Regions from separate parts of the Mus musculus genome. Here region 1 is linked to region 2. A link is a loop called in an ENCODE intact Hi-C map of the cell type or tissue named here. Cell type or tissue: heart. All regions are shown on one strand. Links, peaks and the distances in the headings refer to the core of each region. The heading gives the core; the rest is flanking DNA. Region 1 holds the start of Cox7c (cytochrome c oxidase subunit 7C). Region 2 holds the start of Ccnh (cyclin H).

Evidence for each region. Hi-C counts contacts between places; a loop is a spot of excess contacts. Peaks named below come from ENCODE experiments on the same cell type or tissue, not always from the same donor. Only the 100,000 strongest peaks of a DNase experiment are listed, where the experiment ranks them.
Region 1: it touches region 2 in a loop (8-fold over the local background); 7 of 42 quality-filtered maps call a loop at or near these places.

What each region holds. Positions count from the first base shown.
Region 1 is chr13:86,042,392-86,051,329 of GRCm38, reverse strand. It overlaps Cox7c (cytochrome c oxidase subunit 7C), which reads left to right and starts at 4,535. Exons shown (of 3, transcript NM_007749.3): 1 at 4,535-4,729; 2 at 5,461-5,603; 3 at 6,422-6,532. The coding sequence starts at 4,655. The coding sequence ends at 5,577. Gm22574 (a small nucleolar RNA gene) reads left to right here and starts at 6,282; the gene lies at 6,282-6,341. In heart, for the core only: no CTCF peak of the experiment used is centred there; a DNase peak (open chromatin) is centred at 4,499; H3K4me3 peaks cover 1,953 bases; H3K27ac peaks cover 1,398 bases.
Region 2 is chr13:85,184,866-85,193,803 of GRCm38, reverse strand. It overlaps Ccnh (cyclin H), which reads right to left and starts at 4,419. Exons shown (of 9, transcript NM_023243.6): 1 at 4,152-4,419; 2 at 2,928-3,050. The coding sequence starts at 4,268. In heart, for the core only: a CTCF peak has its summit at 4,311; a DNase peak (open chromatin) is centred at 4,433; H3K4me3 peaks cover 1,528 bases; H3K27ac peaks cover 1,131 bases.

The DNA.
Region 1 (8,938 bases), core at 2,487-7,486, 860 kb before region 2:
CACAGAAACACACACCCATAAAAAGAGAAGAAAGGAGAAAGAAAAAATTAAAGAATAGTGTTTTAATCCAGTGTTTTGAAGTAATTGTCATGTACATACCCTAAGGGCAATGGTAGCCATGAACACGGAGTATCAGAATGCTGGAATGTGCATTTTTAAGTATGTCTAATATTGTCCAAAGATATAAGATAGCCAAACAGCACTGTTTTATGTTCAATTTTTATCAAATCTGAAAAACCATCCCAGTAAATGGAAAATTACAGGCATTTAGTTAGGGTAAACATATTAAATGACTAAACAAAGCTGCCATTCAGATCTATGATGCGAAATGCTTAGTGGAATATTGGAAAAGAGGTTAATTTCTATTTTACTTGATTTATTTTTCTCTCATATATTACATCCTGACTACAGCTTTCCTTCCCTGTCCCTCTTATCCTCCCAGAACCTCCTCCAACACTCACACCTCACCACCACTCTTGCCTCCCCTCAAAAAGAGCAGGCTTTCCAAAGACATCAGGTAATGTAGTATAACAAGCTACAATGAGACCCGGCATACACCATCACTTCAAAATTAGTCATCACCCCAGTAGGAGAACAGGAATCCCACAAGTAGATCAAAGAGTCAGGGACAGCTCTAGCTCCAATTGTTAGGATTTACCCGAGAACACAAAGTGTCTTACTTAGGGTGATCATTGCTGTAAAGAGACACCATGGCCACAGCAACTCTTATAAAGGACAGAGTCACCATGACCACAGCCGCTCTTATAAAGGACATTTAATTGGAGCTTGCTTCCAGATTGAGAGTTTCAGTCTATTATCATTATGGCAGAAAGCATGGCAACATCTAGGCAGGCAGTGCTGGAGGAACTGAGAGTTCTACCTCTTGTTATTTAGGCAGTTATGAGAATACTGAGTTCCACAAAGTTCTCAAAGTCCACTCCCACAGAACACACTTCCTCCAACAAGGCTACCTATTCCAACAAAATGACACTTCTTAATAGTGTCACTCCCTGGGCCATGTGTATTCAAACCACCACACCAAACTACTCCGACATAAAATATATGAAGAGGACCTAGGTTAGATCTCTACTGGCTCCCGGATCTCTTTGAGTTCCCGTAAGTCCCTGTCAGTTGATTCTGAGGACCATGTTCTCTTCATGTGTCCCTGACCCCTGTGGCTCCACCTGTCCTTCATTCGCCTCCTTCACAGGTCTCTGAAGTTCAACCTAGTGTTTGTCTTTGGTACTCTCCATCTGTTCCCATCAATTGCTTGATGAAGTCTCAAGTAATTGTTAGACCTAGGTAATAATTTATTAACTCTAAATATCCCCCATAACTGTTACTTGTTTGCAAGCATAACCATATTAGTATAGATCACATATTTATGCCTAAAATTTTTGGAAGAGGCTTTTCCGTGCCAGGTACTGCTGGTCAAGCTGGTAGTGGGTCTGAGCTCTGGGGACAAGATGGTTACAATTATTTGCATATTCCATGAATGTCCTCCCCTTTTGTGGACTCTAAGGAACTTCCCAGGAGGCTTTTAAGTAGAGGAAGAACTTAGGGTTTTAAGAGGTAAGAAAGACAGTTCTCGATATTGTCACATCTGGAAAGGACACTGGTACATTCCAATTTCTGCCATCCTTTCCCAGGGACAGAGGTCCCAAGAAGGCTACTCCACAATTCTTATGAAAATAATTTGTGTAACTATGCTAGATCTGCTTCAGTTCTGAGCTAATTCTAGCCATTGGCCTGTGTGAATCACAGAGAAGATTCACTGATGTAAATTAGAATCAATGATAGTTAAGTCTACAGGTAACATTATTTATAGTAGACTAAAAGGTAGAATTAAGAATAAAAAAGTACTCCCTATTTATAGTCTGGAGACTATAGGCCCTAGAGATGGATGACAGGGGACTGCTGTTGTTACTTTTGCTAAATAGCAATGCTGTTGAACTCTCTTCTGAATATTTGTTTTTATACAAATAGATATGTGCTGCTGTCAGCCTTGGTGAAATAAGTCTTTCTGCAGTAGGCACTAGTCAGTACAGATTTATAACAATTCAAAACACAGAGAACAAGCATGAATGTTCAGGCCTAAATGGAACCTTTACACGACCTTCTCCTCCAAGCCTCAGGGAACATCAAGGAAGACAGGGTGGAAAGAATGTAAGAACAGGAGGATGGGGAGGAGTACTTTGAAATGTTTTCTTCTGGGCATAGCATTACCACTGCACTTGCATATTCACAGTAGATAAGGTTATTTGCACATACCTGAGAAAAGATTAAACTAGTCAAAATCTAGCATAGGGGTGGTGGTCCAGTCACAAAACCTAGCTCTGAGGAGCAATTAACAGTTGATGGCTACTGGCGGAAGAAGGGTCAATTTTCCCTAGAACGTGTCACCATTGGTGGGTTTCTTTGCCAAGTAGATGGCTAAAAACCCATTTACACTTCCATGTGAGCAATACTAAATGTACTCAGTGAGATATCTTAAACAAAGAAGGCATAAAGTTGGGAGGGGCACACATTGTAGGATGTACAAAGAGAGTTGGAGGGAGGGCATAGACATCAAAATAAATTGTATACATGTATAGAATTCTAATAGAATAAACATAAGTATTGTTACAAATCTTTTAATATGAAAAAGGACAGAACAAATCTCTTCTAAAAATTTAAGAGGGGACTGAAGAGAAAGTTTAAGAGTGCTTGCTACTCCTGTCAAAGAATCAAGTTTTAATGCATGCATACACAAAGGCAAACCATCAGATAAAATGGATAAAATAAAATATCTTGGCCCCTTGGTCTTGCAAACTTTATATGCCCCAGTACAGGGGAACACCAGGGCCAAGAAGTGGGAGTGGGTGGGTAGGGGAGCAGGGCAGGGGGTAGAGTATAGGAGACTTTCGGGATAGCATTTGAAATGTAAATGAAGAAAATATCTAATAAAAATATTTTAAAAATGAAATTCTCTCTCTCTCTCTCTCTCTCTCTCTCTCTCTCTCTCTCTCTCTCTCTCTCTCTCTCTCTCTCTCCCCCCCTCTCTCTCCCCATACCCCCCACTCCAAAAGTTAGGAGAGGAACTAATCTCCCTCCCCACCTCCTTTCATCTCTCTTACTGTTATATATGGGCAAGACAATGGCACACTGATACTTTCTGCCTTACTCTTTTAATGACAATACTCACAGAGAGTCCAAGAGAGTCATCTAGATTAGGTAAGGATGGCCTACACTTGTGATAGAATTTGCAACTATGTTTAACAGGCAGATTCATAAATATGTAGATGACAGATAGATGATAGATAGATAGATAGATAGATAGATAGATAGATAGATAGATAGACAAACCAACAGACTGACAGACTGAGAGCTAGATGACAGAATGTAGTCCTGTGATTTGCTTAACTCCTGTTACTTTCTGAGCCTTAGTAGCTTGAATGAAATATTTTTACACATCTCTTAGGATATAGTTTCAGCCAAATTTTATCATCAAATATGAACCATATTTAGACTAATCTTAATTTAACAAGTCTATGTGGTGTTCTTCTAAAAATTATAATTTTTAATTATAATATGATTACAGCATTTCTCCATTTCTCTTTTCTCCCTCCAACCCCTTTCATGTACCCTGCCTTGTGTTCTCTTTCAAATTCATGGTTTCTTCATTTCATCCGGTATTGTTACATACATAAGTAATATTATACAGACTGAAAAGGTTATATTTATATATTTAGAGATACACACAGTGACCCCCTTTTCAAACGATATTCTCACAAAAGGTGGGATGGGATAGGGAGTTTGGGGGGGGATTGGTAAAGGGAATAACATTTGAAATGCAAATAAAGAAATTATCCAATTTAAAAAAAAAACAATAATCTACGAGTGTCTAGTAGCCTTGGCTAATGTTGATGCTCCATGAAACTGTTATGTTCAGCAGGAATAAACCAATTCCTAATCCAGGGAATCTCCAGAAGTCAGAAGGTTCTTGTGTCTTCTCCAACCTAATCATGCTGCGCATAGGAGTTTCTATCTGTATGTCCTCTTATATCCAATTTCTATACCTTCAAAAAAACCAGGTCTTAGCACTTCAGTCCAGTTTTCACTACGGCATCCTTTGTGCTACATACTGTTTGATCAGTTGCTTGTGTTCCCTCAGACAGGACTATAATGCACATCTTTCAACCTTGGCAAAGAACCATAATCAAAATGACTGATATACTCACAAGAAAATAATTTTATTTCTTGTTCCATTAACTTGAACACACATGTTAAAGCAGCTTTAGTTTCTTCAATAAATTGTTTCTGGAAACAAATCCCAAGAATCCTAGATCTGAACTCATAGGACAGCTCAGGTCCCATTGAATCACTAAAGGTAAGTTATCACTTGGTGCTGGTGCGCGCTCATTCTAGAGCCAGACTACATTTCCCACAATCCATCGGAGCCGATATGGCGCCCGGTATTATCTAAACTACAAAGCCCACAAACCTCAGAGCCCGCCGGTTGAGTACGTTTCAGGAAGTTCCTGTTGTAACTCCCATCTTCCCTTTCGGTCTTCGCGCTCTGCCGAGCAAGGTCGTGTAGAAAGGGGAGTTAGGTGGTACGGCCATTTCTTCCGCCTTCCGTGTCTGCGGCCCTCGCAGAACTTCCAGCAGCGACATGTTGGGCCAGAGTATCCGGAGGTTCACGACCTCCGTGGTCCGTCGCAGCCACTATGAGGAGGGTCCGGGGAAGGTGAGTGAGGCTCGGCTGCCTAGGGGCAAGGTGACGCTCGGCGGCCGGCCTGGAGCGTGTGGGGAGGGAAGTGACTGTCCAGGAGCTCGGGGAGACACTCAGGCCCCTCAGTCCACACCCCGGGGAGAACTGGGAAGCACGGCGCCTAGCCGCTGCCTCCACGCCGCCTGTCAGCCGCAGAGCGAGGCCTGGAAGGTTCGGTGGGAGCTGGGCGGCGTCGGAGATTGAAGGTCATTGGAAACAAAAGAAGAGGGCCTGTGGCTGGTTATTAGCGCTTTAAACCAGCAAGCCACGTTTGAAGCGGCGATCCTCGGTTAGGCCCGGTTTAGCCCCCAGTGTAAGTAAACGGAGTACTTAGTGGTGACTGCCCCGGAATTGTTAGGTGAAGCCTGGTAAAGGGAAGAGAGAGGATGTGGAATAGGAAAAAGAGAAAATTGTACTGTGATTGATACTGAAAATTCGAATAACAACGGACGAGAATGATGTGTTTGTTTCTAAAAGTTACTACTTCGGAGAGTAATTTTTTTTTCAAATATTAAAACCAAAAAGACCCTTACACTTAATAGGGCCTACCAACTGGTATTCAGAAAACCTGCGTGTTAAATTAAAATGAAAATGTTCTGTCGAATGCAGCTGATTATAAAATACGTGGTTGCTCCCGACCCTTTTATTAGAGCAAGTTCAGATGCTTTGAACGAATGTTTTTTGCCGTGTTCTCTCTTTCTCAACAGAATTTGCCATTTTCAGTGGAAAACAAGTGGCGGTTGCTGGCTATGATGACCGTGTACTTTGGATCTGGGTTTGCCGCACCTTTCTTTATAGTAAGACACCAGCTACTTAAAAAATAAGGATATTTAATTCATCCCTTTAACAGGTAATTAGTAAGCTTCTAATTTTCCTAAAACAGTAATTTCTGTTCTATACCCTATACACTCTTCCACAACATGCAAGTAGATAGTTGTCTCCAGATTCCTTAAGGTTAAGTGTAAATGTCATATTGGTAGAGGCAATTTGGAAAACCTATTAAAAAAATAAAGTATTGATCAGTAAAGGTCAGTATTTTACAAGTACTCCTTGACCCCAATAATCTGAATATATATTATGCAACACACCTCTAAGATAAGTAGTATTAAAACCCCATTGAAGACACAGAGATAATTGATTGAGTTTCAATAGCTAGTAGCACTAGTGTAGGGTTCCTACAGAGGATAATCTTGTTCTATGAATCACACTTCATAAATCAGTGTTGTGTCTTCTACAGAAATAATTGAATCTTCAGCGACAAAAGTGCACTAAGGATAGCCAACCTTTGACATTACCAAATGGTATTGACATCTACAAAGTTGATGGGAAAGAAACCCTGAAATGTTCCAGTGTTCTTTTCATTTCTACCACTCCTAGTTATCTATTTTATGGTATTAAAGTTGGTATATCAGTTGGTCTGCTGAGGTTGAAAAACTTAATAAGTTTCTCCATAGACATGTTGCATAGTGGTAGCCTAGATCCCTTCATATACATATGTGTTTATTTAGCATAATTCATGAAAATTTTGGTACATGTGATGAAGCAAATCAGTATGAATAAAATGATACTGTAAACGCTTTCTGATGTATCATCAAATTGATAGATGATATGAAATTGCTGTAACTTGTAAAGTCGGGCTTCTAATGCCATTTTGTTTTTATTTTGCAGAATGAAGAAAGTTTAAGAGATGATCTGAAAATTGGATTAAACTCTTGAACTCTTATACTAGAAAAAATTGTAAATAAACTAATGACATAAAGATTCAATGCCTCGTCTCTGCAATAAGGAATGTGATAGTTATTACTTTTGTTTGATGAGAACTATATATGAGAGTTGGGGTGACGGGTCAGTGCATGACATGCTTTCAGGACCTGCTTATAAGGCCTGCTTTGATATCCTTGAGTACCCTGATCAAGAGCTGGCAAGCAAAATAGCCTGCTTTTGATCCCAACACCCAAGAGGCATAAAATCTCTGGTCAAGCTGGTTTGCTAAGCTAACTAGGATTAACACTGAACTCTGGGTTCAACAAAAGACTTTGCTTTAGAAGGCAGTAGAGGAAGATACCTGAGGTAACGTTGGATTTCTATTTGCAAGCTCACACATGTCCCAAATGAGAATGCATATGCATAAAACACAGTTGCATATGATTTAGACTTTATTATAATCTTAAATTACTGGGTGTCATTAACTTGTTTTTTAAATTGGGAACATGTAGTAACAATTTGAATATACATACTCATCCTAACTTAAATTTAAAAGTAGCCTTTGGAGATAGGTTTCTCAGTGATTAATCATGTGAAGAATCAATAAGTTCTAGTGAATTGGGTACTTTGACTATTTTCTTTCTAGATTTATAACCTAAAATTGAAGGTTTTGTATTTGAGAGTACTGCTAACCAATAAGTCTTCCTTAGAACAGTATTAAAATAATTCCAAGGGAATATAACAGCATATAGGACAAATATTTTTTCAGGAGTATCGTATATGGGAGGTAAGTGAAAGTTCCCATTAGTAATTCTCTCAGTGAGTATTTGTTAGCAATGAAACACTACTTAACACTTGAAATGCCATAGTAGACTTTCTAAGGATTACTTGTTGGCAGGGAAAGGTAGCAACTGAATATGCTAGACCCTAGTGTCACTCTTGGAATACCACCAATGGTGGAAAAATAGAAAAAAATACCAGAGGTTTTGATGAAAGGGTGTTATCACTGTTTTTGAACCATAATAGTATTTAAAATAAAAACAGTAAGTATGTGAAAATAGATTGCTGCATTCTTAAAATGATTGAACACTTAGTATGCCTACAGGACAATTGCAAGAAAGAATTCATACATAACTGAAAGGATTCATGGCTTGAACAGTTAAAGACTTTAGCTGATGTGATACAAGCTTAATGCATAGTGCAATCACTGTCTAGCCTCCAAAGTGTATAATAGCATTTACAGCTATATTTGAAAAAAAATAACTTACCCAAGAGGGATCATAGGGTATAGTCAGTAACTTATCATTATTAAGTTCACATAGGCTTGTTGTTAGTATAATTGCTACTAAAAATGGTTTTAATAATTAAGTTGACTTCAGAAAAAATAAATGCATTTCCTTAGAAACAAGTAAATAGACCTTTTGCAGTTCTCAAGGCTCCATAGCACAGGCATTAAGCTGGGCAGGTAGTCTGGAAGAATAGAAGGAATGTGGGTTTGACATAAAGGCACGTATGGCTAAAATATACAGACCAAACTCCATATTAGCAAGGGCCTCTTCATATTTCTTTTAAAATTTATGAGTATGAAGACTACTTGCTTGTGATAATGATAAAATGTGTGGGCTGGCACGCAATCAAGAGATTCCCAGAATCCATTCAAAGCCATGGAGGGAAGAATACTGGCCAGAGAATAGACCTCTTAAGCACATGGGGAAGCCAGCTTACATTTTATCTTTTAATCTCAAGTTCTGTTAAAGACATCTCAAGGTCTTGACACCTGCATTCATCCATATGCAAAAATGAAAACTTTTCTGGGATTTGAGTATAGAAAACTGACGGTATAGACAACTAAATGAATGTACTGATGATGGTCCTAGAACTGTTGTTCAAGGGGTATTTACAACAAACACCTGCCTGTCTGAGCTATAGTTCATATTTAAGCCTTAACATGTCTTAATGGGATATAGTGCACTTTCAAATACTCTATCCTCCAGTAAAACTCCAGTATGAACAGTGGTATATAGTCACATCTAAGTAATTTCAACCTCACACTCATATCTTGTCATGTATTCATTCAGATATCATCTTTAGATTGTCTCTATTGAGGCCTTTCATAATCCAAAACACTGGACATTGTCTCCAACTCTATCAAAAGTTTTATAATTAACCAGGCATTAAAATTCATTTCAATATGCAGGTTTTCCATACAAATTTGTCATCTTTTGAGATTAAAGAGGCTTGTTCATGTATTTCATCTGTAATCTAGTAAGTAGTGAATGAACATCTTACGAGATTCAGAACCAGAGGTGATATTCCCGTAAAAGTCAAATTCACAGCTTGCATGTTTCAGTGTACAATAAGTAAAAATGTCCCCTAAAACTGAACTAGGGTCTCCCAAATATGAATATATTGAAATAATTCAAATGTGGGAACACAAAGGTAGGATTTGTACCAAAATGTAATTCTCAAGGAGTGCATGGT
Region 2 (8,938 bases), core at 1,798-6,797:
GAGGACAGACACAAGAAAACAAAATAAACAAAGCTACCAAGAAATCAATAACAATGTCACCTCTATTATCCTCTAATCAAAGTTTTAAAACCTCTTAGGGCAAGAGTAGCAGCTGGAACATAAATCAATGAGCATTTCAAACCAGAACTGAGTTTAGCAGAGTTGAAAAGTCACTAGTTTATATTCTAATCTCAATTCCACTGTAAAGAATATGGGAAGAAAAATGCGGATGTCGCTTAAGCTCTCGCCTCTCCTGCTTCTCTTGCTTTTCCAGCCCTCTTGCTACCTCTATCCCCTCCCTTCTCCTCATGGCCATGGGCAGCCTCTCCTTCTCTACCTTCTCTCTCTCTCTCTGCCTTTCCACAATAAAGCTCTAAAACAAACAAACAGAAAAAGAAAGGAATGTCACAACCTGTACAGCACACTATAAAGTGACCCAGGAGATGCCCTTCCTCTTAAAATATAGCAACTATGAATTAGGCCTTTAAAATTTTTACAAAATTAATTTTTCTCACATTCATTATACTGATACAAGTATGAAAATACCAGTATTTAAAAAAATGTGACTGATTCATATACAACTTTCATGTAAGCATGTTATGGTGGCTAACGTACATTAAGATTCACACCTTGATCCAGAGAACTAAGCATCTGGAGAGAGGCCACATTTCAGTCTTGCTTTTGTCTGGTATGGCTAACAAAGTTAGTGCAATGACTCACTTTTCAGCCCAAGATTCATGGAGCAACTACGCCTTCCCCTCAGTTTCAGCCCAGTCCAGCCAGAAGCAGAGGATTACCAGGCTAGGCACTCCAAGAGTCACCAGAGGGGAGGAGTCTAGGATTCTAGTCATGGCAAGAGAGCCATTTTCTGATGAGATGGCCTGTATTGAGCCACACTGTGAGAAGAAATAAACTACTAGATTTTTTTTTTTCTATTATAGTCTGCCAAATAGTTTGGGTCCTATTTAGTCTGCAGTTAGGAACTACTTTAACCTCAAAGATAACTCTAACGTAAATACCATTTTGCTACTTGTAAAGAATAAAAGATCTTTTTCCTTTCTGTAGGCTTCCATTTTTTCCTACTGATGGTGTCCTTAGCCATGCAAAAGCTTTCCTATTTCATGAAGTCCCATTTATTAACCTTTGATCATAATGCCTAAGCTAAGGAACTCAGGAATTTGTCTCCTGTGCCAATGAGTGCAAGCAGTTCCCTACTTTCTTTACCCCATCTGCACATGAGTTTAGTGCAGGGTAATATATATGAGTCTATTTGCAGACAGCCACTTAGACCAGCACCATTTGTTGGAAGATGCTTTTTTCCCCCATTGCATGGTTTTGGCTTTTTTGTCAAATATCAAGTGTTCATAGGTATGTGGGTTTATTTCTGGGTCTTTGATTCTATTCCATTGATCAACCTGTCTGTTTTTATTCTAATACCATGCAGTTTTTATTACTATTGCTCTGTAGTATAGCTTGAAATCAGGGAGGGTCATACCTCCAGAAATTCTTTTATTGTACAGGATTGTCCGACAGAGGACTAATATCCAAAACATATAAAGAACTCAAAAATTAGACATGAAAAAAATCAACTAAACCAATTAAAAATGGGGTATAGAGCTAAACAGAGAATTCCCAACAAAGAAATCTCAAATAGCGGAGAAGCACTGAAAGAAATGTTCAACATCTTTAGTCATCAGGGAAATGCAAATCAAAAAGATTCTGAGATTCCTTCTTACACCCATTAGAATGACTAAGATCAAAAACTGAGCCGGGCAGTGGTGGTGCACACCTTTAATCCCAACACTTGGGAGGCAGAGGCAGGCCGATTTCTGAGTTCGAGGTCAGCCTGGTCTACAAAGTGAGTTCTAAGACGGCCACAGCTATACAGAGAAACCCTGTCTCGCCAAAAAACAAAACCAAACAAACAAACAAACAAAACTGAAGTGACAGTCACCAGCCACATACTGGTGATGATGTGGAGCAAAGGGAACACTCCTCCTTTGCTGGTGAGAGTGCAAACTTGTACAAACACTTTGGATATCAGTTTGGCAGATTTTCAGAAAATCAGGATTAGTTCTACCTTAAGACCCAGCAATACCACTTCCCGGCATATACCCAAAGGATGCACCACTATACCACAGGGACACTTGCTCAACTGTGTTCACAGCAGCTTTATTCATAATAGCCAGAAACTGGAAGCAACCTCAAGTGAAAGGCCAACCAATGACTGGCTCAATTTGAGACCCATTCCATGGGAAAGAGCCAACCCGACACTATTACTGATACTCTGCTGTTCTTGCAGATAGGAACCTAGCATAACTGTCTCCTGAGAGGCCTCATCTAGCAACAGATGGAAACAGCTGCAGAGACCCAGAGCCAGACATCAAGAAGAGCTTGGGGAGTTTTATGGAAGAGTGGTGGAATTGAGCAGGCCAGAGTTGTAAAGGACTCCATAGGAGGGTCTACGGAGCCAACTAATCTGGGCCCATGGGGCTCACAGAGACTGAACCACCAAAGAGGGCTGGATCTAGCTCCCCAACCCTCCACATTTGTACCACATGTGCAGCTTGGTCTTCATATGGGTCCCCTAACATCTGGAACAGGGGCTGTCTCTGACTCTGTTGCTTGCCATTGGATCCCCTTTCCCAACCAGAATGACTTGTTGGGCCTCAGTGGTAGAGATGCTTAGTCCTTCTGGGGCTAGATGTCACAAGGCAGGGTGGTACCCAAAGGAGGAGGGGCTTCCCCTTCTCTGAGAAGGGAAGGGAGTATTGGTCAGAAGAATTTGCAAACGGCAGGAATGAGAAGAGGTGGTGTGCTATTGGGATATAATGTGAAAAAAAAATTATGGAGGAAAAAGAAGGGAAAAGTCTAGTTCAATTCTCTCAAGCCAGCTAACAAGCATATTCTTCTCTCCCATCACTTACCACAACAGACCGTGGCATAGCTGGTTTAAACACTGAACAGAATTCCAATAATCTTTTTTCATAGTACTTGCAAAGTGTCAATTCTTCATGAGGCTCCAGAAACACTGGATCATTTGGAAGAACCTTTAGACAGAGCAGACATTTCAATGTAAGGTCAGTGAATTCATTGTAAGACCGTCTTATCTGTCCTGCTTAAATTGGACTTATACCACCAACAAAAAATAGACCTGAAGCTTTCTCTCTTTGTTAAGTTTACTAAGCATCAAGCAAAATATCTAGGAGAAGAATAAGCAAAAATCAATAAACTGAATCTAGGCTTTCATTTTACAAGTTCTCAAACTGTCAGCTGGACATTTTTAAACAGTCATGACAGAGTATGTGTCAATTCACTCCCAGGTTTGATACCATTATTTGTAAATTAAAAAAAAAATACATATTTTCATGGGTTGGAACTCTCCCAAAGTAGCTTTTGCAGTAAATCCATATGTCACCAAAATTAAAATAACTCAGTTCATTGTCTACCTGTTTTGTTGGTACAAATTTTATTTGCCTGAAATTTGTAGAAGCTACTATAAAGTTATCCAGGGCCGTACACAGAAATGAATGGGAGAGTTGTAGGAAGACCTGGATAGAGGCCCATAGAACACGCATTACTTGTGTCAACTATTTTCTTTCCTTGTACAACCTTCTGTGTGAAGGTTGTTTCTGGAAAGCAGATCCAACAAGCCATCATCCCCCCATTTCAAGTCTTTGAAAAGTTCCTTTCAGTTTTGGCAAGAATTTCAACCGCCTTACACTTCCGCTTACAAAGTTGCTTGTGCACGTTCTTCAACCACTGCTGCAGAGGTACAGCTTCATCCATGAGTGACCACCAGCACTCCAGGCACTTGCCTGCCAGTCTGACTTTCCACTAGACACCAGCCTATGTGTGTGCCCTCCCTCCTGCCATCTACAGAGAATGATTTGTCGTGACATCCTGCAGGACAAGTGACCAGTTCGAGTCCCGCACTAAGTCCGCACTCTTCCAAGGCTCTTGCCAGTCCCCAGGATGTCACTCAGACCTCTGCCACCGCCAGCCCCGGACTTGGCTGTCGCGTCAGTCCCTGTCTGCACTGACACAGCCAGGCGAGCGCTCTACAGGCTTCCAGCCTGCAGGCAAAGCGGGACTTCAGGAGAGGTCCCAGGTTTAGGGTGGGCACAGGGGCTGGCTCGCGGGGACCTCACCTTCCCGTTAGCCACAGCTTTGCACTTGAATTTGCGGTTGGCGTCCGCCCGCAGGCGCGCCAGCTGCTCCTCGCTAGCGAAGGTCCAGTGCCGTTTCTGGCTGCTGCTGTGATACATGCTGTAGCCCTCACGGGCCGCAGGGCCGCGACAAAAACAGCGACACTCCGAGAGACAGCGACCACGAGCGACGGCCAACGCGCGAACCCCCGCCCCCGCCCAGACCGCGGACGCGTGCGTGACGTCCCGGTCACGTGCCAGCGTCTGCTCTGGAGTTTCCGGAGCCGGTGGGAGGTGTTCCGCAACGAGGGAGGGCGGAGCCTCGGGGCTCCCAGGCTTTGGGGAGGAGTCTGAAGGGCGTGACCCAGGAGGGTCAGAAAGTGGGCGTGGCCGCAGGGATCCAGGTTCCAGAGGACGCCTGGGCACAAAGAACCATAAGCCTTCATTTCTTTATTTTTTATTTTTATTTTATGCCCATTGGTGTTTTGCCTGAATGTATATCTGTGTGACAGCTTCAGATCCCTTGGAATGGGAGTTTCAGACAGTTATGAACTGCCCTGTGGGTGCTGGGAATTGAACCCAGTTCATATGGATGACACAGTCAGTGCTCTTAACCACACATACACACACACACACACATATATATGTATGTATGTATATATATGGATGGTGACGTGGTTATAGGTAAAAGTGGGAGGTGAGCACAATGGATTCTGGGAATATGGTGGCTATTGTCTTGGCAACAGGTCTGTGGGTCTCGCCTACATGATGTCACGAGTTTCAGAGGTCCTGATACCAACAGGGAGAGCACAAAGCAATCCCCCCACTGCCATAATTTGTGCAGTAGAGTTTCCTCTCATTTTTCCTGCCTTTCTCAGCTCCTTATTGTCTCATTATATACTAGAAATCCATATTTAGTTCATGGTGGTTTCAAATTTATGATCCTCCTGCCTAAGCCTCTCAAATTCTGGAAACACAGCCATGCATCAATGCCCTCTTTACATAATCTTTAGGCCACATTTTGCTGCATCTAATTGGAGATTATTCAAACAAAATGCATTCTAGTCTTCCTAGAAAAGGAACAAGTAAATTAACAGCTCAATGACAAAGATACTACTGTTTCATTGGACACCACCAAGACATAAATTATTAACTGGAAATTTTTCAGTGCTTTTTAAAAAAATAAACACAAATGTCTTTGTACAGCAGTTCTTAAACTGTGCTATGTACTATTTGTAGACAGACTAAGTTTTTTGAGCACCAATATAACTTGTAATCCAAGAGTTGTAATCAAAGATCTGGCTTTACAGAGCATTTATTGCCTCTTGGTCTTCAAAGAAAGGTTTTATGTACTTCACTAAAGTTACCTGCAAGACCGTCCTCTGCCACATATGAGGCCAGCACCGTGGGTCAATCAATGTGTACTCTTTAGTTGGTGGTCCAGTCCCCAGGAGCTCCAGGAGGTCTGGCCTGTTGACACTTGCTCCCTCCATGGGGCTGCAACCCCCCATCAGCTCCTTCAGTCCTTTCTCCAACTCCTCCACAGGGGACCCCTGAGCTAAGTCCAGTGGTTGGCTGCAAGCATCTGCCTCTGGAAGAGCATCTCAGGAGACAGCCATATCAGGCTTTCATCAGCAAGCACTTCCCAGCACTCACAATAGGGGCTGGGTTTGCTGGCTGTATATGTGATGTATCCCCAAGTCAGTCAGTCTCTATCTCGATGGCATTCCCTTCAGTCTTTCTCCACACTTTGTCTACATATTTCCTTCTGTGAGTAATTTGTTCACCCTTCTAAGAAGCACTGAAGCATCCACATTTTGGTCTTCCTTCTTCTTAGGCTTCCTATGGTCTGTGAAATGAATCTTGGTTATTCTAAACTTTTGGGCTAATATACACTTATCAGTGAGTACATACCTTGTATGTTCTTTTGTGACTGAGTTACCTCACTCAGGATGATATTTTCAAGTTCTATCCATTTGCCTAAGAATTTCATGAACTCATCGTTTTTAGTATCTGAGTAGTACTCCATTGTGTAAATGTACCACATTTTCCATATTCATTCCTCTGTTGAGGGACATCTGGGTTGTCACAATGTAGGGGAATGTGAGGATGAGAAGACAGGAGTGGGTGGGTGGGTGGGTGGGTAGAAGAGCACCTTTATAGAGACAGGAGAAGGGGGGGATGTGATAGGTGGGTTCCGAATGGGGAGACCTGGAAAGGGGAAAACATTTGAAATGCAAATAATGAAAAAAAGATATCTGCAAGAGCACACATAGTGCTGGGAATTCTTTTCTTGCTTTGGGGAAATTTTCCCATTTCTTAAAGTTTTATCCTAGAAACCCTAGGACAAGGAGAAAATTAAAAGAATTCAAGATTGTGTTTTCTCAACAGGAAAGGAAGAAAAGGGGACCAGAAGAATAAGGGATCAATTTTACTTATATAACTTGGAGTAATTTTTGCATGTCGGTGTGTGTATGGTATATGTGTGCATGTATGTATGCATGTATACATGTGTCACATGCATGTAAAAGTCCAAAGTTGATGTTAGGTATCTTCTTCAATCTTTCTCCATTGTATTAATTGAAGCATCACCTTTCAATGAAACCAAAGTTCCGCATTTCCTGCTAGGCTGACTACATACTCCCCATCTCTGCATTAAGAGTGTTGGGCAAGGTTACAGGTGGCTAACAAGCATACTAGTTTTCACTTGAGTTTTGTGTATCCTAACTCTGGTCCTCACAGTTGAAAGACAAATGCTTAATCCACTGGGCCAACCTCTTATCTCCAATTTAGAGTATTTTAAGTTGAATCTTGATTACATTTTCTTAACTTACCACCTTTATTTCATCAACACAAAGTTTCTGATTTTGGTGACACACAATAAAGGAAGTTAAAGAAAAATAAATAAACAAAGCCAGGAATGGTGGTGAATGTCTAAGGAATCTGTGTTCAAGGTCAGCCTGGAACAAAGCAAGTCCCAGATCCAGGCTTGGTAGTACACACCTTTAATCTGGGCTACACCTTCTGCTATGTAAGGACATTGGAAGAAAGCAGGAGGATCAAGAGTTAAAGGCCATGATATAATGAGTTTAGGTCAGTCATGACACTCCTATCTAAATCTTAGTTTTTAAAAGAAAGTGAATTACATTTAAGCTCACAGAAATAATATGTACTTTAAAGTTTGATGTGATTCTATATTCCTTTAGCTACTGATTTGGTTTCTAACATTTTTTAATATAGACCTACAAATTATATTGTGAAACCAATAAATCCATTACAATTTTATTTTTCTACCATACAATTAACATTGATTCTAAAATCCTTTTCTACTTTTACCCCCAATATTTTTCAATTTTTTTATTGGATATTTCCTTCATTTACATTTCAAGTGCTATCCCAAAAGTCCCCTATACCCTCCCCCACCCTGCTCCCCTACCCACACACTCCTGCTTCTTGGCCCTGGCATTACCCTGTACTGGGGCATATAAAGTTTGCAAGACCAAGGGGCCTTTCTTCCCAATGCTGGCAGACTAGGCCATCTTCTGCTACATATGCAGCTAGAGACATGAGCTCTGGGGGGGGTACTGGTTAGTTCATATTGTTGTTCCACCTATTGGGGTACAGACCCCTTCAGCTCCTTGGGTACTTTCTCTAGCTCCTCCATTGTTACCCCCAATATTTTAAGTTACCACTAAGAAAAAACAAGGAGATGTCTATAGCTAATACTTTCTCCAAAATACATCAAAATAAATGGAAAAGAAAGAAAAGAGGTAAAGAAATTATCTTTGATCTAAAGGGGCCTAAGTAGCACAGTCTATGAGGCCTACTACTCAGAAGGCTGAACCAGGAGGACAAAACTTCAGGTCAGCCTGGGTAATTTCATACGATTCTACATCAAAATAAGTGAAAGGGGGGCTGAAAATGGAGCACATATGGCTGTATGAGGGGCAGACCACTTACTTGACCAACCCAGAAAATACGGGGTTCAGACTCCACGACTATAATAAAATATGGTAATTAATAAAAAATAAATGGAAGTATCTTTCATTTTGTATGATAGCCCAAAACTGTTACCCTTTTTTTTTTTTTTTTTTGACTATTTAAAATGAAGGGTAAACCTTGCCACCACATCTTCATTTCAAGAGGTCGTTAGGCCTAACTTATTATGATGTTTGGTGTCTGTAACCCTGTCTAATTTGCCCACCAAATCTTCCATTTGGAAACCTACCCTGTTGCACTTAGCTACTAAGGCTGTATGTAGTCTATCATGTCCTCACAGCTTTCCCGAGCCCGGAGCAAAATGGAGGATTCCCTTTTCTTAGTGGGGCTTCTTCTTCTCTGCCTGATCTGGTGAGCCTGACCCCCATCTTCTACCTGAGGAATATCACATAATCGTTGGCTGAAATTACAGGTTCAACTTTCTGGAATGCTTCTCTATGCAAATGAGGTATCCTAAGAACCTTAAACTCCAGTCAATGAAACTTCACCCTAAAAAAAAACCTGTTTCACTTGCCGAGGTTCATTTTTATAGCCCTTGATTCACCACAAATAAATGAGCACAGTTGTTTCGTTGACTATCATCTAAAAGACCTTTACTCTAAAAGAGCTGTAAAAGAGGTCTCCTTGGAGAGCACGGGGGTCTGCCCGGCCTGAGAGGTTTGTGTCACAGGCGCCGGCGGGAGGGACGGGCGAGAGTCGCAGAGCTTCTGTGGCGGCGCCATCTTCGGCCCCAGACGCCCGGCCACCTTCCTGGCAAGAGCCACAGAGCTTCTGAGGCGGTGACATCTTCG